4 separate regions of the Mus musculus genome follow, and all the other regions are linked to region 4. The links are chromatin loops, found by intact Hi-C in ENCODE. Cell type or tissue: gastrocnemius. All regions are shown on one strand. Region 1 holds the start of Slc3a2 (solute carrier family 3 (activators of dibasic and neutral amino acid transport), member 2). Region 2 overlaps Bscl2 (Berardinelli-Seip congenital lipodystrophy 2 (seipin)). Region 3 has its middle 6.8 kb from the start of Lrrn4cl. Region 4 overlaps Asrgl1 (asparaginase like 1).

Region 1 (5,000 bases), 400 kb after region 4:
TGGTAGGAAAGCACCGGTCTTCTGAACTGCATCGTCAGTCCTTTAAGTTTATATAGTCAACTGTGTTAGTTATTGTGTTCTATCCCTGGTAAGGGAAAGCAATCTACGTAGAGCATTGAGAGATGCTGTCACTTGAGTCAGAGCTTGAAGGAGGAAGAGTAACTTAGCAGGAAGATCCAAACAGCAGGACAGCATGCACAGGAGGCATTAAGAATGGAAACACCCTGTGTGTCGTGACTCTGGCAGGTGCTAGAAAGCTGCTGTGGCTGAACAGTAGTGATTAGGAAGGGTGCTGCTGAAAAGACTGATGGGAGCTCACGTCTCCTCTCTAAGATGCTTAGGAATAGATTTCTGCCACTTGGAGGTGGGGGCGGGGAGATACTGTGTTACCTTAAATTTTACTTACTTTGTGGAGGGCAGTGCGCATGTGTGGAGGGCAGTGCGCATGTGTGGAGGGCAGAAGACAGCTCCTGGGAATCAGTTCTCCTTTCACTGATCTTCACTGATCACTGAGGAGTGAGCTCAGGTTTGCTGGCTAGGCACCTTCACCAGAGGAACATCTTTTTTCTCTTTTTGGTCTTTTTTTTTTTAAAGATTTATTTATTCATTATATGTAAGTACACTGTAGCTGTCTTCAGACGCTCTCGTTAATGGATGGTTGTGAGCCACCATGTGGTTGCTGGGATTTGAACTCCGGACCTTCAGAAGAGCAGTAGGGTGCTCTTACCCACTGAGCCATCTCACCAGCCCTTTGGTTTGGTTTTTTGAGACAGGGTTTCTCTGTGTAGCCATGGCTGTCCTGGAACTCACTCTGTAGACCAGGCTGGCCTCGAACTCAGAGATCCACCTGCCTCTGCCTCCCGAGTGCTGGGATCAAAGGTGTGCGCCACCACGCCCGGCTCCAGATGAACATCTGGTTGGTTTGATCCATCTTGTTTTCAGTTTGGTTGATTGAAACACCATGTTTCTAATGAGCATTTCATCAAACCCTTTCAAGGAGTGCTTCTGCTTCACAGTCCACAAACCTTGAGCTTTCACGCTGTGTATAAACTCTGCATTGGACTTTTCTTATCTGTCATGCCCAGGGCAAGGTAGGACTCTTATCAACTATGAACACTAGCATGACCCTTAGCCTCTTCCCTCTTCCTAGGAGCTGGTGTATAGACTTTTCTCTAGTGAGGCCGGGGAGGACTTTGGGAATTCAAAAGGACAGTGGCAGGTGATGAGACTTTTCATATCCCTTCCTCTCTACTGTTCTGGCCTTGGCTTCTGCTTTCTTCCAAATACATAGCAATCTTGGCTGCCGGCCTACGTGGGGAGAGGGAGAAAGGACCTGTTGTTTCCTTCCGATTCTCTCTGAAAATAACCTAATTGGAACACAAAGTTCCTGAAATTGTTGGCACCTCCTAGAGTTGATGTTCACTTTTCACTTGTCCCTGCTGCTAACCCAGTCTGCCCCATTTACCCTTCCTCTTGCCAAGGACCTCTGCCGGGGGAATTTGAGAAACTTTCAAAGTGTGAGGGAACTAAGCTGGTTCCAGGGCCTAGCATAGTCAACTGATGTAGCCCGGCACACTAGAGGGTTTGAGAGTTATTGCAAGGTGGTTAAGAGTTAGAACAGGGGCTGGAGAGATGGCTCAGCAGTTAAGAGCACTCACTGCTCTTTCAAAGGTCCCGAGTTCAATTCCCAGGAACCACATGGTGGCTCACAACCATCTGTAACGAGTTCTGACGCCCTCTTCTGGTACATCTGAAGACAGCTACAGTGTAGTCACATATAATAAGTGAGTAAATAGTTCTTCTGGTGCATCTGAAGACAGCTACAGTGTAGTCACATATAATAAGTGAGTAAATAGTTAAAAAATAGTAAATAGTTAAAAAAAAAAGAAAAAAAGAGTTAGAACAGCTTGTATATTAAAAGGGTAGGTGCCTCAATACCTTCGGAATGTTTATTACAGCCCCATTAATCTCTTCTGGATGCCTGATTCCCAGTAATCCAACATTCTTGCTAGTAACTAGGGTAAGATAATAAGGGTAGTGACCACTTCAATTCTGCAGTTGAATTTTAAAATCAAGAAGAACGGATTAGAGTTGATCCTATGCAGTTGATGAAGCAAAGGATTGGAGTGGGTGCCCAGTAAATAGTTGCTGCCTGAGGAATTAAATTCAAGGAGTCTTGAAAGGTGAGTACGTGTAAGCCCCGAGGAGAATCCAGGAACTCAGCTAAGTCCGGAGTATGAGAAGATGTACGTAAAGCAGAAGTGAGATGTAGTGCCAAGGTCTGTGTGAAGTTGGGGAGATCAGCCTGAGCCGTGCTTGGGGCGAAGGGATCACGATGTGGATGGAGACTGGTGTCATCTTGTGGAGAGAAAAGAGGCCTCGCAGGGTAAGGGGCCGGAAGGTCGGAGGAGGGGCTTTGAAACCTGGTCAAGACAAATTCACGTTTGTTATTCTAAGGGTTTCTGACCACAAGCTCCCCTTCCCAGACTCTTGCAGGAATAAGCGTTAGGGATAGACGGGAGTATTCAGCGAGGCTGGAGGTGCGAAAAGACTTCTCTGCATCTCTTTAAGAGGCGGACCGGGGCGGAGTCCTGGGTCACTTCCCCGCCGCCACACCCGCCCAGCGGCAGAAGCAGTTAGGAAGCTCTGCTAGCCTCACGGCCACGGGACGCCTCTCTGAACGGGGATCCAGGCAGGATTAGAGCTGCCTCACTGACTACAGGCCGTGTCGTGTCACCGTTTCTGCAGGCACCATGAGCCAGGACACCGAAGTGGACATGAAAGATGTGGAGCTGAACGAGCTAGAACCGGAGAAGCAGCCCATGAATGCAGCGGACGGGGCGGCGGCCGGGGAGAAGAACGGTCTGGTGAAGATCAAGGTGGCGGAGGACGAGACGGAGGCCGGGGTCAAGTTCACCGGCTTATCCAAGGAGGAGCTACTGAAGGTAGCGGGCAGCCCTGGCTGGGTGCGCACCCGCTGGGCGCTGCTGCTGCTCTTCTGGCTCGGTTGGCTGGGCATGCTGGCGGGCGCCGTGGTTATCATCGTTCGGGCGCCGCGCTGCCGTGAGCTGCCTGTACAGAGGTGGTGGCACAAGGGCGCCCTCTACCGCATCGGCGACCTTCAGGCCTTTGTAGGCCGGGATGCGGGAGGCATAGCTGGTGAGTAGGGTGTGCACCCTCATCCCTTGCCCCCATGAATCCCTCGTTTAATCGGGCATTCTGCTGCTTTTTTCCTTCCTCCTCGTCTTCTCTAGAACGCTGGTGATTCTTTACTGCAACCTATTTTTTTTGGGACGACTCCCTGGCAAAAATCCCCCCCCCTTTCTTTAAAAAAAAAAAAAAAAAAACGCTAGCCGGACCCCTACTTCTTCCTAAGGGTGCCTGACTCAGCACATCATCTTTCTCCTCTCCCCTCCCCCAACCACGCGGCCCTGAGCCAGTTCAAACCAGTTTCTGAAGTAATGTGTGAGACTCCTTGCGTCAGCTACTTTGTCTCATGATCCAACCCGCGTCAGAGGGAGTCGGGAAGTGGTGGAGAGAATGTGGAGGCTGGAGGCTTTTCATGCCCTATTGGTTAACCCAACCCTCTCCTCCTAGGTCTGAAGAGCCATCTGGAGTACTTGAGCACCCTGAAGGTGAAGGGCCTGGTGTTAGGCCCAATTCACAAGAACCAGAAGGATGAAATCAATGAAACCGACCTGAAACAGATTAATCCCACTTTGGGCTCCCAGGAAGATTTTAAAGACCTTCTACAAAGTGCCAAGAAAAAGAGTAGGTCTTTCTAAGGAACTAGAAAGGGTTTGGCATTCTGGCCCAGAAACAGGATAGAGTTTTTGTCTGATTTTTCTCCTAACTGGCTCAGTTTTTTTGTGTCAGGCACAAGGGGGAATATGTTATGATTTACACTAAAAAATGTGCTTCATGCGTGAGCGTAATTTTTATGTATTTATTTTGGTTTTGGTTCTCAGGTAGGGTCTCACCATGTAATTGGTTGGCCTGTACCTGACTACCATGACCAGGCCGGATGAGAGTTTACAGAGCTCCCCTGGTCCCGAGTGCTAGACTTAAGTGTGTCACCATGGCTCGATAAAATAAATGGCTTTTAAATGTATAAAGTAGATCCTATATATAGAAGAGATTCAAATGCTGCTTTAGAGTTCACTATAGAGGGCTGACAACGTAGCTCAGTTTGTAAGAGTGCTTGTCTAGGATCCATGAAGACCTGAGTTTGATTCCTCAGCACAACACAAGCAGCATGTGCCTATAACCCCACACTTGGGAAGGAGATGTAGGGGCTTATTTATCCTCAGGCAGCCCGCCCACATACACAGAACCCTGACTTCATGGGAGGGGAAAATAAGAAAGAAACCAAAACCTCAGTATGGAAACTTGTGTGTGTGTGTGTGTGTGGGCGGAGGAGGAACTGCTCTAGTATAAAACCACCTGAGGGCTTTTGTGGGTTTCCTTCAGATTCTGTGCAAACCGTATGTAGGTTCACCTAGTAACCTGTGTTCAAGTTCCTTGTTTCCTCTTCTTCCCCAAAGGAGTTCTCTCAACTCGTTATTTTTCTAGGCATTCACATCATTTTGGACCTCACTCCCAACTACCAGGGCCAGAATGCGTGGTTCCTCCCTGCTCAGGCTGACATTGTAGCCACCAAAATGAAGGTGAGGTTTTATGGCCGACAGCATACAGATGTTGGTGCTGTGTGGATTTATTCACAGCAAGCCTCCTGTGCACTGTGTGGTTCTCCCAAGCAGGAATACCTCTTCCCATAGCCGGAGGGATAGGCCCAGGTGCACGGTGTTCTTCTTGTTTCTGTTCTGACTGCTTTGTGTGTGTGTGTGTGTGTGTATGTGTTTCCTTTACTCTAGAAGTGAGGCTGTGCCAGGAAGGGAATTTCTCAGATGTCAGTCTGGAACTGGAAGTTTAATTTTTCTTTTTGTGATAGGAAGTCTTTTCTTTCTCTGTGGGAACCCTGACCTGACTGGTTTCCCAGT
Region 2 (5,000 bases), 270 kb after region 4:
GAAGGGGTCTGTCATCTCCTACAGGATATTCACATCTGTATATGTCTGAGTATTTGCCTGGATGTACGTACACATATCACATGGATGCCTGGTGTCCCCAGAAGAATAAATGAGATCTCCTGGAACTAACCTTGTGGGTGCTCTTAAACCCTGAGCCATCTCTCCAAGCCCCCTTCACATGGCATTTTTAAGAAGCTCTCTTGAAAGGTGACAAGCACAGTGAAGCCAGGGAGAACCACCTCTGGCCTTTGTAAAATATGATGTGATTGTTACTGGTCACCTCTGCCTGGAACTCTCTTCATTTTAGGGCAGGGTATAGGAAAGCTGTCGATGTTTCCTTCCGTGGCTTTTTTACCTGAGCCCAGTGAAGTGGGCATGGATCCGGAGGTAGGCTCCATACATCTGGATGCGCTTGCTGTGGATCTCAATAATTGCTCCAGTTGTTGGCACATACTGCGAGGGTGCAAGGTGAGAGCAGAGTCAGTATGAGGTCTACTTCCAGTCTGTGGCTCTTGCAGTTGACTGTCCATGGGCTTCTCAGGTACAATCTTGGGCTCGTTGAAGAGTTGTCTCCTAACTCTGTCAGCCACTTACCGAATTCTCCCTATAGTCAGAGTAGAGTTCTACTTCCAGGAGCTGCTTCTGTTCAGCGAAGCCAAACAGCAGGAGGCTGGAGAACAGCAGCGTGTCGAGCACCTGGAGCAGCTGCGAGCGGTAATGCAGCATCACCTGACGGCCGAGAGGACAGATTGGGGACAGGCGCTGGGTCCATCTGCCCATGCTAAGCAACACGCTCGCTCGCTCATTCCAGGCTCCCTGCTCCTTCACTTTCTCTCTCTAACTTCCAGTCACCACCTACCCAACCTTTCCACCTGTTCTAGTAACACTCCCTACTTCCTGACCCCATTTCCTAATTCCAACACAGAGAAAGCCCCTCTCAAAAATTACCTCCCTGAGGTAAGCAGTCTGCTTGCACGTGGTCTGCCTTCTGGGCTGGGATCTGTGTCCCAGCATCCCACCTAAAGCTTTCCTCAAATGTGGTGACTCTGTTGACAGTTTACCAATGGGGCTCAGTGTTGAATGAGTGTTCAACACATGCTAGTAAGAACCCAGCATTTCTTCCTAGTCTTGTTAGGAAGAAGTTACTCTAAAACTCTAGCAATTAAGTCAGTTATCTCAAAGCTGGTATGTTTCTGGTGTCTGCTTGTTTTAAGAACAGCTGTATTGGGCTGGGGAGATGGCTCAGTGGTTAAGAGCACTGACTGCTCTTCCAGAGGTCCTGAGTTCAACCACATGGTGGCTCACAACCATCTGTAATGGGATCTGATGCACTCTTCTTGTGTGTCTGAAGACAGCGACAGTGTACTTACATACATACAATAAATGAATAATTTAAAAAAGGATACCTGTATTATTTACCCTGAATTTGGGCACACCATAGGATACCAGTGTTTGGCAAATGTTAAGCTTATTAAACAGCTTCTTCACTTATCTGGTTTAGGCCTGATCTCAGAGCCAAGGAGGTCTTCTTTTGAAACACTAGCCCGATATTCTGATTCTCCCATCATTGTTCAAACATTCCAGTATTGTCCATAAACACTTACTGAGCGTGAAGAAGTGGAGATGATTCGGCCACCTCTGGTATAACATGAAACAGTGACTAAGAACATGCCCAAGTCTTGATTCACAGGGGATTCGGGCAGTTCAAGCTCTAAGGTGACTCGATATGGCTGTCCATACATCAGTACCTGCCCAAGGTAACACACATCTTGTTAAAAAAAAAAAAAAATTGTGGTGTTTTGAGACTGGCCTGGAACTCACTCTGTAGATCAGGTTGGCCTCAAATTCAGAGAGCTGCTTGCCTCTGCCTCCCCAGTGCTGTGATTAAAGGTATGTGCCACCGTGCCTGGTATGTCTTAATCTATTTTTTTTTTTTTTAAAATGTACTGTCTCTGCTTAAGAACTCAACAAAATCCCTTTGGTCTTCTCATTGTTTAATCATGATTTGATGCTGCCCCCTGCTGGTCACTGGACACCCTGGCTTTCCAGACTTCTATTTTGTTTGCTGGTTTGATTTTATTTGGGGCCTAGGGGTTGGGTTGTCAGGTAGAGAACCCTGTGTTTTAAGTGGGTCTTGCTACATATCTCTGGCTAGCCAAGCACTGACTACAAAGCCTCAAATTCATAGAACTTCACTTGCCTCAGCCTCTGGCGCTGACATTTTAGGCTTGCACCACCACATTCACCCTGTGAGCTCTTAGGTCTGTCTTGGACTACTATGTTTACGAGAAGTGCCCTGTTGCATTTCTTTTCCAAAAGTGAACAGTCACATTGCCAACTGGGGCATCTGTGATTCAGGCCTGTGTGCCGCCGGAGCTGTCCCCCTGGGCCTAGTCTGCCCTCACTTGCTAATTAAGCAAGTGCTGCTCTGCCTCCCTAGTCAGCTCTTGCACAATCACTGCAGTGGCAGATCATCTTGTTATCCTGGTCTTTCTTCATTTTTAAAGGCAGAGTGCTTATTAATTTAAAAAAAAGATTAAGTTTGTCTATTTATATCAGTATGCGTGCAACACTGAACTTATTAAAAACAATAGAACTGCCTGGGGCGGCAGTGCATGGTTTTAATCCCAGCACACAAGAGGCCAAAGGGAGGAGGAGAGCTGTGGATTCAAGGCCAACCTGGTTGAAATGGCCAGTTCCAGGCCAGCCAAGGCTACATAGTGAAACTCTGTCCCAAATACATGCATCGAATGATATGACGACGACTGTATACCTTAAGAGGTAAACTGTATCTCATATAAATTTTAACTTAATAAACCTATTAAGAGGGTCTGGAGAGATGGCTCAGCAGTTAAGAGCACTGACTACTCTTCCAGAGGTCCTGAGTTCAATTCCCAGCAATCACATGGTGACTCACAACCATCTGTAATGGGATCCCAAGCCCTCTTCTGGTGTGTAAGAAAAAAAAAAAGAAAAAAGAAATCCAAGCCTGGCACGGTGGTGCCCACTTCCTAACAATCCCAACGCTTAGGAAGCCGAGCACGTCTGAGGTTACTCACTTCCAGTCTGGATTGGTACATGGCGTACCTTTAACTCCAGCACATAGGAGGCGGAGACATAGTGACCATAACTTTAAGGTAAACTACTTTTTATTTTTTAAATAGTCCAGGCTAGCCTTTCTGCCTCTACCTCCCAAGCTCCTTTGTTTTTTTTTTAATGAGAGGCCTTGAACTAACTTATTCAGGATGCTCTTAACTCCTAAACTCAAGATATCCTCCCTTGCGTGGTGATGGCCACACTTAGGAGGCAAAGGCAAGTGGATCTCAGCGTGCGAGGCCAGCCTGGGCAGCATCCTTCTATGTTAAGTATTGTGATTATAGATGTGTGCCACTGTGCCAGAGCTGATATTCTACTATAAAGTCAGTTTCTTCTTAAATACCACTTTAAAAAAATGTTCAAGTTAAGACTGACAACTAGAAAAACCTCATTTAATAAAAAATGACATTAATTCTCAAAGTCCTTTTTTGTTTTATTTTTTGATATCAAGGGACATTTTAAGCTTGTAATTCTATTTTTTATCAGAGCCTCTAGAGAGATAGGGTCTGGCTATGAAGCCCAAGCTGATATCAGATTTGGAATAATCTCCCTGTGTCTTTTTCCTCCTAGTGCTGGCATTACAGATATGTATCACAGTGACTGGGACCAACTTCCAGATTTTCTTTTCCACCCGTTTGCGTCAGAGCCTTTCTCTTCAATCTCGGTTGCTCAATCCCTGCTCTCCCCATCTTCCTCAAGCAATCAAAGCCTCTGTCTAGTTCTCATACTCACCCGATCACGTCCACTCTTAGCCAGTGAGACATTGGCAACAGGGAAAGAGCAGAGAGAGGCGGTGGAGGAATCACAGTCTGTCCTAAATGAGAAGGGATGAACAATGCTTTGTGAGGTGCCAGCCTGCCCAGCCTACCTGCTCACACACCTAGTCTCTAGGGCCCCTCCCCTCACTCATCCCTTTTCCCCATTACAGGAAATGGAGAACAGAAGTGGACACTAGAGTCAGGAGATCCTAATAAGACTTTCATTCTCTTCCTCATGAGAACAGAACCCATAGGGAGGAGCCGAAGGACACTCAGGGTTTCTATAGGCTCCCTTGAAGATCTCAGGGCATGTGGATTTTAGGGTCCCTCTCCTAAAGAGTCTGATTCAGCAGTTCTGGACTAGGTTGGAAAAAGAAATTCATCCTAAAGGACCTATGGATATGTCTTTTAAAGATAAATTATACGCAAAACTGCACATAGTATATGGTACACAGCTCCTACCTCAGTATACATACATATACCCCATGTATGTAAGACTCGTGCTCCCTTGGGGCTGGAGAGATGGCCCATTGGTCAAGAGCACTGGTTACTCTTGCAGAGGACCTGAGTTCAATTCCCAGCAACCACGTGGCAGCTCACGACCGCCTGTAACTCCAGTTGCAGGGGATCTGACACCTTCACACAACCACACGGGCAGGCAAAACACCAATGCACATGAAACAAAAATAATTATTAAAAAAGGATTCATGTTCCCTAAGTGTTTACATGGGTCTACCTTAGAAATGACAACACAAGATTAGGGATTTGGGACAGGGGAAAAAAAGGTTTTAAACCAATGATCATAAAAGCGTTTTCTGTATATGTTAATTTGTCTCATAGCCATTGCTGGGAGACATACAGAGACTTTGGCAGTGTGAGTAAAATGGATATGAACTCGAAGGCTAGGTTAGCAGTAGGACTGCCTTGGGTTACTGAATGTACCATTGGGGGTGAGTGGCAGTACACTAAAAGGCAAAGGAGGTATTTCCTAATAGCTCACGTGTTAATAAAGCCAGTGTAATTCTTAGATGCCATGGCAGTTGAATTGGCTCAAAGGTTTCATGCAACCTCAACAGAACAGACGCTGAGCCCTACTTGGTCTAAAAGTGATTTTTTTTTTTTTTCGAGACAGGGTTTCTCTGTGCA
Region 3 (5,000 bases), 250 kb after region 4:
GATTTTTAAACACTTGTGTGTACATCCTTGTGCATGTGTGTGTGTGCACGTAAGTATATGCTTGCTGCGGGTATGTGTTCACATCCATAGGAAGGTGTGTGTGCATGTATGTGTTTGTATTTGTGTGGATGTGTGAGAGGGACATGTGAAGACTAGCAGTCAAACTTGACTCAGGAAACAGGTTATCTCATTGACCTGAACTTTGTTAATTAAGCCTGGCTTGTCACTGAACTCCAGGGGTCCACCTGTCTCTGCCTCCTTAGTGTTGAGATTACAAATATGATCTATTGTGCCTGGCACTGTATTTTTTAAAAAGACTTATTTATTTATTTATTTATTTATTTATTTATTTAATGTATATGAGTACACTGTAGCTGTCTTCAGACACACTATTATAGATGGTTTTGAGCCACCATGTTGGTGCTGGGAATTGAACTCAGGACCTACTGGAAGAGCAGTCAGTGCTCTTAACTGTTGGGCCACCTCTCCAGCCTGTTTTATTTTATTTGTAGACATATTTTTATTTTATGTATATGGGTGTTTCACCTCCATGTCTGTCTGCGAACCATTTAGTGCCTGTTTCCCATCGGGGCAAGAAGAGGGTTATGTATCCTTGGAACTGTAGTTACAGATGGTTGTGAGTCACCATGTAGTTCTTTGGAGGGGTCAATCGTGCCCTGAACTCCTGAGCCATCTCTCTGGCCCCTACTTAATTTTTCAAAGTTAGCTGGAGAGATAGCTGTGGGTACCAAGAACCAAATTCTTGCCTATTTGGTGTGAGCCTGGCCTTTAGCATCTGAACCATCTCTCTAGCCTTATGTATACAGTGTTCTGCCTGCATGTATGTCTCTATAGTTAGAAGAAGGCACCAGATCTCATTACAGATGGTTATGCGCCACCATGTGGTTGCTGAGAATTGAACTCAGGACCTCTGGAACAGCAGTCAGTGCTCCTAACCTCTGAGCCACCTCTCCAGCAGCCTGATTTGCTTTTTATTTTTTGTGTATGGGTGGTTTTGTTGTTGTTTGTTTGGAGACAGGGTCTCTCTCTACATAGCCCTGGAACTCATTCTCTTTACCAGGCTGACCTTAACCTAACAACATCATAGAAATCCTCCCTGCCTCTGCCTCTTGGGTACTGGAATTAAAGACCCGAATCACCATACCTAGCTTAGATTTATTTTTATTTTACTAGTGTGGGTGTTTTGCTTGAGTGTATGTCTGTGCACCATGTGTGTGCATTGTCTGTGAAGGCCAGAGCTGGGGATGGATTCCCTGGAATGGAGTTAGAGAAGGCTGTTAGCTGCCATGTTTGCAAGAGCTCTTAGCGGAAGTGGCATTTCTCCAGCTATTTATTTATTTATTTATTTATTTATTTATTTATTTTGGAATTTGCTAAAATCTTTATTGCATTTACTGAGAAATCACAATTTCTCACAGTAATTCTCCAAACTTCATTAGAAAGGTTTTGGAAGCCAGGCAATAGTGGCGCATGCCTTTTATCCCAGCACTTGGGAGGCAGGGGCAGGTGGATTTCTGAGTTCCAGGCCAGCCTGGCCTACAGAGTGAGTTCCAGGACAGCCAGGGCTATACAGAGAAACCCTGTCTCAGAAAACAAAAAAACAAAAACAAAAACAAAAACAAAAACAAAAAAAAAGAAAGGTTTTGGATACCAGGTGGTAGTGGTGGTGTGAGTCTTTAATCCCTGCACTCAGACTGCAGAGGCAGGTGGATCTCTGAGTTTGAGGCCAGCCTGGACTACACAGCAAGTTCCAGGGCAGCCAAGGCAACATAGAAACCCTATCTCAAGAAAACAAAAACAAAAACAAATAAATAAAAATCCAACCAACCAACCAAACAAATGGTTTTGGTTGTATATATATTAAGCTTCATTTTATTTAAAAATTAATTATACTGGGCCAGGCATGGTCACACATGACTCTAATCTTAGCATTTGGGAGGCAGAGACAGGAGAATGTCTGTGAGTTTGAAACCAGCCTCACATTCCAGGAGAGTCAGGACTATGTAAAAAGAACCTGTCAAAAAATAATAATATAAATCAATTATAAATTATGCTTAAAAAAAAAGGAAACAGAATCTCTCAAAAAGTAGGAAAATACTAAATTCTGGTAAATCCCAGCATGATCCCTATAGTACTTACTGCCTATCCTCTGCGGTCAGTGGCTCCCTCTGCAGGAGAGAGTGTGTGCTCACGTGGGACACATTTGTGTATTTGGAATACTTCGTTTTGCTGACTAAGAGAATTAGAAGCTTCAAAATATGTAAAATAATTTCTTCCAGATAAACTTTAGGGTCAAAAGGTCTGGAGAAATGGCTCAGTAGTTAAGAAGATTGGCGGTTCTTCCAGAGGACCAGGATTGAATTTCCAGCACCCACATGGTTGCTCAGGACTACCTGTAACTCTAGTCCCAGGGTGTCCAATGCCTTCTTCTGGCCTCCTCTGGAACCAAGCACCTACATGGCACATAGGCATAGAGGCAGGCAAAATATCCATATATATTAAATAAATAATTAAAAAAAATAAAAACATCAGCCAGGCGTGGTGGTGCACGCCTTTGATCCCAGCACTCCGGAGGCAGAGGCAGGTGGATTTCTGAGTTCCAGGCCAGCCTGGTCTACAGAGTGAGTTCCAGGACAGTCAGGGCTACACAGAGAAACCCTGTCTCGAAAAACCCAAAAATTAATTAATTAATTAATTAATTAATTAATTAAAATAAAATAATAGCATCAAAACAACAAAACCCCAGAGTTTCTGTGTAGCTCTGACTGTTTTTGGAACTTGCTTTGTAGACCACACTGGCCTCAAAACCCAAGATCCACCAACCTCTGCCTCCCAAGTGCTGGAGTTAAAGGCGTGCACCACCGCTGCGTGGCCGGTCTTCCATTATTTGACTGCCATATTTAGTGACCACATCAGAAGCCATTGGTAGACAATTTTGTAGTTTAATCACTAACCCCTCAGACTTCCTTCCATATCTGAAGCAGTCCCATATCCCACACCTGGGGTTAAAACAGAAACACATTCCAATAACATAACTGTGTTTTTAATTAATTAATCAATTTATTTATTTATTAATTTTTTTGTTTTTCGAGACCAGGTTTCTCTGTGTAGCCCTGGCTGTCCTGGAACTTACTCTGTAGACCAGGCTGGCCTCGAACTCAGTAATCTGCCTGCCTCTGCCTCCCATAACTGTGCTTTTAAAGAAACCAAAATTCTCACTGCATTGCCCCTTCTGTTTTATGCCATTAATTGTACTGTGCTTAGTGAGAAATTGTAAACAGAGACATGATCAGTTGGGTCTCTTATCCACTCATCCATTGGCACTGTCTCACATCAGGGTCTGATATGGCTTTGTTTACAGCTGAGACCAATCTTTGTAAGAACGCTGTGAAGGCTTCCTCAGAGCCTTGGAGAATCTTAGTGAATGAGGTGAACCTTTTCCCAGGCTCCTCATCTTCACCCCAAGCTCTTATAGCCATCTAGCGACATTATGCTAGAACAATGTCAAACTGAATCTGTTCTTTAGGTCAGAATACTGTCCTTCACCTAGCAGTTGATCTTTAGTGATATTCACTCCTCTTGCTCTATGGTATTCAGTATTCCTGGCTTCCTCCCTCCACCAAGTTAACCATTGTAACCGCTGACCAGTCTCTAGCACAGCTATCACCAATTCCTTCCAATATTGGGAAATAATTCTATTTTGGTTAGCCCAGTTACTTAATATTCATTTTACGTAATGAGAATGCATTCCATTGGAAATAAGAGCTTCTTTAAAATACCTCAGATCTATCTTTTCTATAGGATGCCACATTATCTCATCATGATCAGCACCATTAGCAGTCCTGTGCTGTACAATGTACTGGGAAAACTGATGGTGACTTTGTAATCCCAGGCCCCTCCCTCCTCTGGCAGCACATTTGGCTCAAGGATAACCCTTTCTCTCAAATCAGCCTGAAGCTCCCACTCTCAGTCGCCAGATCTGAACCTTTTATTTATACTTTTTCTGGCACTACTCTCTGCCCAAGTGCTTCTACCTCTACCTGAAACCTCTCCAGTTGCATGGTCACTTCTGTAACCCTTTCAGAAATGAGAGAATAGACTTTTCTGGTTTCCCATTTTATCATTTTTATTCCTTCATTTCCATTCACAACTTTTTTGTTTTGTTTTGTTTTGTTTTGTTTTGTTTTTCGATAGACCATTCACAACTTTTCAAACTGCTCAGTCATTCATTCTCTCAACCTTTGTTGAGCTTTGAGACAGGACATGAAGAAGGAGGAGGAGGAGGAGGAAGAGGAAGAGAAGGAAGAAGAAGAGGAAGAAGAAATAGAAAATCCTCTCTGGGAGCAAAGTAGTGGGGGAGGGAAAATCATGTTTCCCATTCTGCCTAGTGCCCATTTGGCGCCACTTATTACCATAACTATACTTTTTGGCTACCATGGGTTCTTTTATCTACCACTCTTATTCCACCCCAATCCCTTTCAACCCAACACTAGGTAGACAAGAAAGGTTAAAGGGAAAAGGAGGCATAAATCGCTCTCTTTTTTAAAAAAAGATTTATTTATTTATTTATTTATTTATTTATTGTATACAAGTACACTGTTGCTGTCTTCAGACACACCAAAAGAGGGTGTCAGATCCCATTACAGATGGTTGTGAGCTACCATGTGGTTGCTGGGAATTGAACTCAGGACCTCTGGAAGAGCAGTCAGTGCTCTTAACCGCTGAGCCATTTCTCCAGCCTAGAGGCATAAATCTCTTTAGACTACTTCCTGCTGATTATTAGCATCAAGTTCCTTGGGACAAGTCCAATCTTCAGGATATCTCCAACCAGCAATCCAGCAAACAGCAAAAGCAACAGTAGGAATCAGCCTGCTGCAGCAGCCCCTGCAACCTCTTGGGGCTCTGGCATTTTTATACCCTATCAAAAGTCCCCAGAATTATGTGCTGCCAGAGCACAAGAAAAATCATAGCTGGTTGCT
Region 4 (5,000 bases):
ACAAGGGACCTACCTTGCTAGCCTGGACGTGAAGCTGAGCTACCTGGTGTGAAGACCTAACTTAATCAATTAGATGTAGACATGGAAAACTTACGCAGTCTGTCCCTCCTTTTGTTGCCTTGATCAGTAAATCAATGAATGCTTGGTTGAGGGTCGGGTTCTGAAGCGATGAGAGATGCCTGCCTGTATTAAGACCAGGGAAAATGGAAGCCTTGAGGAGCCTACATCTCCATCATGTAAGGCTAGAAAGGAGGTGTTAGATTTTGACCCACGGAACTGCCTCTGAGCTATAGAAGTGCCATTTGGATTGGGAGAATGGCACTTTGCAGAGGCTAGGCTAGGGGAGTGTGGGAAGAAGGACTGAAAAAAAAAAGTGTAAGAAAGACCCAGGTCCAGGTGAAGCTCAAAATGTTACAGAGTTCATTCTTAGTCACAGGAACACTGGACAAGATGTTCAAGAAGGTTCTCTTTGTCTGTGAGGGGGGAGTGGATCTTTATCCAAAAAGCTCAAACTTCTCCAACACATATCTGGGCACTTGAAGAGTCTCCCTTGCTGCCCGAGCTGTAGACTATTGGAGTTTCTTAATGTCTGGGATTTTTCTTGGCTCCCAAAAGCCAGCCCCACCTGAACCAGCCCCAGTTGTCCTCATTGGGGCTTGATAGGGCACATGACATTTCCAGCCTCTCCAACAGCGGGGGTGGCAGATGGCTGGAGAGATGACACCGTGAGTCACTAAGGAGTAGCTGCCAGCGCTTTAGGACAGTCCCAAGCGCAGTGAATCAAATGTTCAGGGTGGTGAGCATGACGCAGAAAGCAGTCTCCTCGGTGGAGAGCACTCTGTGCACCTGTCAGCACTCAGGAAATGGCATGTCTGCCGTGATGTGTCTGCTCAGCTTCTTAGTCTAGCAGGGATCCCCTTCTCTCTGGGAAGAAACTGATTACCTTTAACGTGCCACTAATAAAATTTATTTTTTGAAAGAAAAGAGTGTGGTTAGGTGTCACTTTGACCAAGACCAGAACAGATACAAGCTCCCTTCTTGGTCCTTTAGCGCAGGCAGATATAATAGTTGAGAGGACCTTTTGCAGAAATGTAAGTGTGGCAGTATATCCTGCCTCGTGGAGTTTAGTAGGGAGTGTTTTAGAGCATTGAACTTTCTCTGAGTGTGTTAAGGCATTTCCAAGTCTCAGCCAGACTCATGGCTGTCTCCCAACACGTTGCTCAAGTTCATAGTGTGTCCTGACCCCAGACCCTCTTGTGAGCCTGTATCTGCCCTGCATTAAAGAGAGTGCTGAGGAGTCTGAGAACTGAGCTTGAAGCTGCCTCTCCTCACTTCCCAGAGGATCCTGGGAACATTAGCTTTGGAGAATTTCTCATCTATGAAAACCCTCTAGAACTCTGAAGATTAAATGAAAGTGAAGAAAAACTTAGGGTATCATAAGGATCCTCTGGACAAATTCAAAAATGATAACCAGTCCCCAGTGTGAGAACAATTATGCATTTAGAAACTTGAAAGCCTCGTATGCCGCAGCTGCTGATTCTCGGAAAGCATATTGTTAAGAGGTGTGTTTGTTTGTTTGTTTGCTTGCTTGCTTGCTTGCTTGCTTGCTTGCTTGCTTGCTAGCGCTGCCCCAGTAAGATGCTTCAGGCTGGGTGACTTAATTTTCAGAAATATGTTCTCTCAGTTCTAGACACTGGAAATCCAACATCAACAAATGGGGGTTTTGCTTGTTTCTGGTTCTTTGACTGGTTTGTTGGTTGGTTGGTTGGTTGGTTGGTTGGTTGGTTGGTTGGTTGGTGGGGGCTTTGGAGAATATTGTTGCTTTGTTAGGGTTTTTGTTTTTTGTTTTGTTTTGTTTGTAATGGAATCTTTCTGTATAGCACAATCTGACCTTTAACTTCTCAATCCTTCAGCCTCAGCCTCCTAAGTGCTGAGATTGTAGGCCTATAGACATGCACCATCCTGCCTGGTGAGAGGTTTTTAGAACACAAAGAGCCCTCCTCTTGTACTCACATGAATTTGGATTTCCCCAGCCCCACGGCATCCTTATTTTAAGTTCATTCCTCCTTTGGTGATCCTGTCCCCAAATGTAGTCATATTCTGAGTTACTGAGGAAGAGGCTTGAGATCTGCCCTGTGAACCAGAGAAGGTAAGAGTAGACGAAGCAGCAGCCATGGTAGGGCTGAAGAGAGAAGAGACCCTTTGGAGAAAATAACAGTCCCTAGATATTCGGAGGGAAAGGGGATGGGAGCAGAGAAGCAAGTGGAAGGTCTTATCTTGAAGTTGTCCATTTTACCATGCACAAGAGAGGTAGCCCTGGTTAGCAGACCTGTAGGTACTCTGCTCTGACTTCTTGGACTGAGCAGCGTGGTCCTGGGGTACCTGATGGTCCACCCCTTTGTAAAATCCCAGTGTGTGTTTTCTAGTGAAATCCATAAGTATTTCACTAGAAATGGAAGACCACCATTGAGACCACAAATAGTTCTCGTTATTATCTCATGTGTTACTAACTAGCAAATAACTGTCCAAGAAAAAATGACCACCAGTTGTATGAGCACCTCTACACCACAAGAGGGCAGCAAACTACAATATATAGGCAGCTTATAGGCACCCAAGAGGAGTCTGGCCTATACAGCATCTGAAACTGACAGGGTTCCTCATCACAACCCTCCTTTCCACCCAACACTACAATTTATTTTAAAGCAGAGCTGTACAATACCCAGGCCTGCTACTGGTCATCAGGGTTCAAGGGTCAAACTGTCCTGGCCCCTGCCTTTAGTCATATCTTTCAGCTACAAAGACAGGTAAATTGCCATTTGGTCACTACAAGCCAAAATGGTAGGATAATTAGAACCAAAAGACGAGAACCTAGGCAACTGTACAACAAGAGACATGGAAGCCAGCCCTCTCCCAGGTAAGAGAGGGCCTCTACCTTGTAGCTGCTGCTCAGAAAATGGTTTAATTTGTGTTTTCAAATAAGCTCTCTGCACTTGGGAGGCAGAGGCAGGTGAATTTCTGGGTTCAAGGCCAGCCTGGTCTACAGAGTGAGTTCCAGGACAGCCAGGACTGCACAGAGAAACCCTGTCTCGGGAAAACAAAAAACAAAACAAAACAAAACAAAAAATAAATAAATAAATAAATAAATAAACTCTCTGACTTGCTCCTTGTCACAGCGGGGAAAGTGGGGTATGCATCCCTGTCATCAGAGATGGAGGGTGAGGGAGGCTGGATGGGGTTACCCCTCCCAGACCTCCCGTCTGTCAACATTGCACAAAATCCTCACAGTGTTTAGATTCTGTAGCTATTCTGGGGCAACAGGGAGCTACCCCCACAAACCACAGGTGTCCTGCTCCCTGAGAGGAGTGAGGGCCAGCAGAAATCAGAGGCAACCCAGGTCAGGAATGGAGCAGGGAGGATGTTTGGGCCATCAACAGGACTGGGACAGGTGGGTGTGGTTTATGGGTGTCATTTGTGTGACTCCTTCCACAGCTTAAATGCCACATTCAGACATCCAGGGAGAGTTGAGCCATAGTGAGTTCTGTGTCCCAAGGAGTCAGAAATGTGAAAAGAAAACTCAGGCATCCAGACCTTTGGCAGGGGTGGGAGTGTGGAGCTAAAGAGAGTCCCTCGGGGCATGTTAAATGTGTTTATGTCAACTTCCCCATTCACAAGTCCTGTGGCCCCCAGCCAGATGTCATCCAGATCTAGGGGCAGCCCAAAAGCATTCTGGGTCAGAGGTTGGGAAAACCAACATATCCTAATAACTTTATCCTTCAAATTCTGCTTTTCATCAACCCAATATTAAAATGAAATTGGGTTTTCAGAACCAAAGCTCCTGACTTCTGTACAGAGTCTAGAAAGTAACATGATTAGATTGATAAATAAAACAAGTGTGGATGAGAACTTAACATCATCTCAGATTTAACATCTACTATGCTCTTACCGGCACTTTGTAGATTCTATACAGAACTCAGGAACTTGGGTTCTGAGGTTATAATTTGGTGCCAAGAAGAAAAGAGGTTGGAGGCAGGTACAATGACACACAGCTATATTCCCAGCACTTGGTAAAGCAGGAGGCTCTGGAGTTTCAGGGGTGACCTCAGCCATATAAGGAGTTTGAGGCCAGCCTGGGCTATATGAGACCCTGTCAAATAAAAACAATAGTTTGAGTCTTCTCATCCTAGAAGGCTCAATAGTCACCACTTAGTACCTAGGGCAGGTCCCCAATGCTTTTTTTTTATGCAGGGTGATCTGTCTGCCTGCATATCTACATGCCAGAAGAGGGCATCGGCTCCCTTTATAGATGGTCATAGGCCACCACTATCTGGTTGCTGAGAATTGAACTCAGGACCTCTGGAAGGATTTTTAATTATTTTTCTTTTAATATAAGGAGTGCTCTGTCTGCATGTATACCTACATGCCAGAAGGGGACAGGTCCTGGATTCTCAAAGGTCAGCAGTCTTTCATTAAGTATTTTTAAGAGAAAAATGACCTGCAACAAAGTAGCTGCTTGAAAAATGGCTCAGAGGGGAAAAGCTTGATGTTCAAGCAAGAAGTCCTGAGTTCTTATCTCTCCGGCACCTGTGTAAAAAAAATCCATGGGTTGTGTTACAGACATGTAATGCCAAACCTGGGAAGCAGAAACAAAAAAGGTCCCAAGGGCCTCTGGCAACCAGTCTAGCCAAAATGTCAATCTCTGTGTTCAATGAGAGACCCTGCCTCAAAAATCAAGATGGAAAGTAATAGGGAAGGGTCCTCAGCATCGACCTACACACTTATCCTACAGTTCTCCCAAAATGAGACCAGACATGCTAAAGTGTGTGTGTGTGTGTGTGTGTGTGTGTGTGTAACTTTTTAAAACTTGTATGTGTTTGAATGGTTTGCAAGTGTGTATGTATTCACATCACATGTGCCTGCTGCCCACATGAGTCAGAAAAGAATTTTAGTTACACCATTTTGGAGGGGCCCTGGAAACTGAACCCAGATTTTCTGCAAGAGAA

The links. A loop is a pair of places that touch in the nucleus more often than their neighbours do. Peaks named below come from ENCODE experiments on the same cell type or tissue, not always from the same donor. Only the 100,000 strongest peaks of a DNase experiment are listed, where the experiment ranks them.
Region 1: it touches region 4 in a loop (3-fold over the local background); 10 of 42 quality-filtered maps call a loop at or near these places.
Region 2: it touches region 4 in a loop (6-fold over the local background); 37 of 42 quality-filtered maps call a loop at or near these places.
Region 3: it touches region 4 in a loop (4-fold over the local background); 39 of 42 quality-filtered maps call a loop at or near these places.

What each region holds. Positions count from the first base shown.
Region 1 is chr19:8,711,501-8,716,500 of GRCm38, reverse strand. It overlaps Slc3a2 (solute carrier family 3 (activators of dibasic and neutral amino acid transport), member 2), which reads left to right and starts at 2,604. Exons shown (of 9, transcript NM_008577.4): 1 at 2,604-3,159; 2 at 3,598-3,771; 3 at 4,573-4,667. The coding sequence starts at 2,754. In gastrocnemius, a CTCF peak has its summit at 3,108; DNase peaks (open chromatin) are centred at 1,330, 2,652, 3,080 and 3,450; H3K4me3 peaks cover 3,550 bases; H3K27ac peaks cover 3,939 bases.
Region 2 is chr19:8,841,919-8,846,918 of GRCm38, reverse strand. It overlaps Bscl2 (Berardinelli-Seip congenital lipodystrophy 2 (seipin)), which reads right to left. Exons shown (of 12, transcript NM_001136064.3): 4 at 3,829-3,910; 5 at 1,605-1,748; 6 at 595-729; 7 at 356-453. Among named protein-coding and RNA genes, the nearest start is that of Gng3, 5.2 kb to the right of the region's middle. In gastrocnemius, a CTCF peak has its summit at 2,040 (motif pointing left); DNase peaks (open chromatin) are centred at 2,020 and 2,318; H3K27ac peaks cover 535 bases.
Region 3 is chr19:8,855,094-8,860,093 of GRCm38, reverse strand. No RefSeq gene overlaps it. Among named protein-coding and RNA genes, the nearest start is that of Lrrn4cl, 6.8 kb to the right of the region's middle. In gastrocnemius, CTCF peaks have their summits at 885 and 2,188 (motif pointing left); DNase peaks (open chromatin) are centred at 903 and 2,197; H3K4me3 peaks cover 109 bases.
Region 4 is chr19:9,108,021-9,113,020 of GRCm38, reverse strand. It overlaps Asrgl1 (asparaginase like 1), which reads left to right. Exons shown (of 7, transcript NM_025610.3): 7 at 1-1,302. The coding sequence ends at 21. Among named protein-coding and RNA genes, the nearest start is that of Gm41805, 11 kb to the right of the region's middle. In gastrocnemius, CTCF peaks have their summits at 2,573 (motif pointing right) and 4,282 (motif pointing right); DNase peaks (open chromatin) are centred at 720, 2,589 and 3,346; H3K4me3 peaks cover 363 bases; H3K27ac peaks cover 3,030 bases.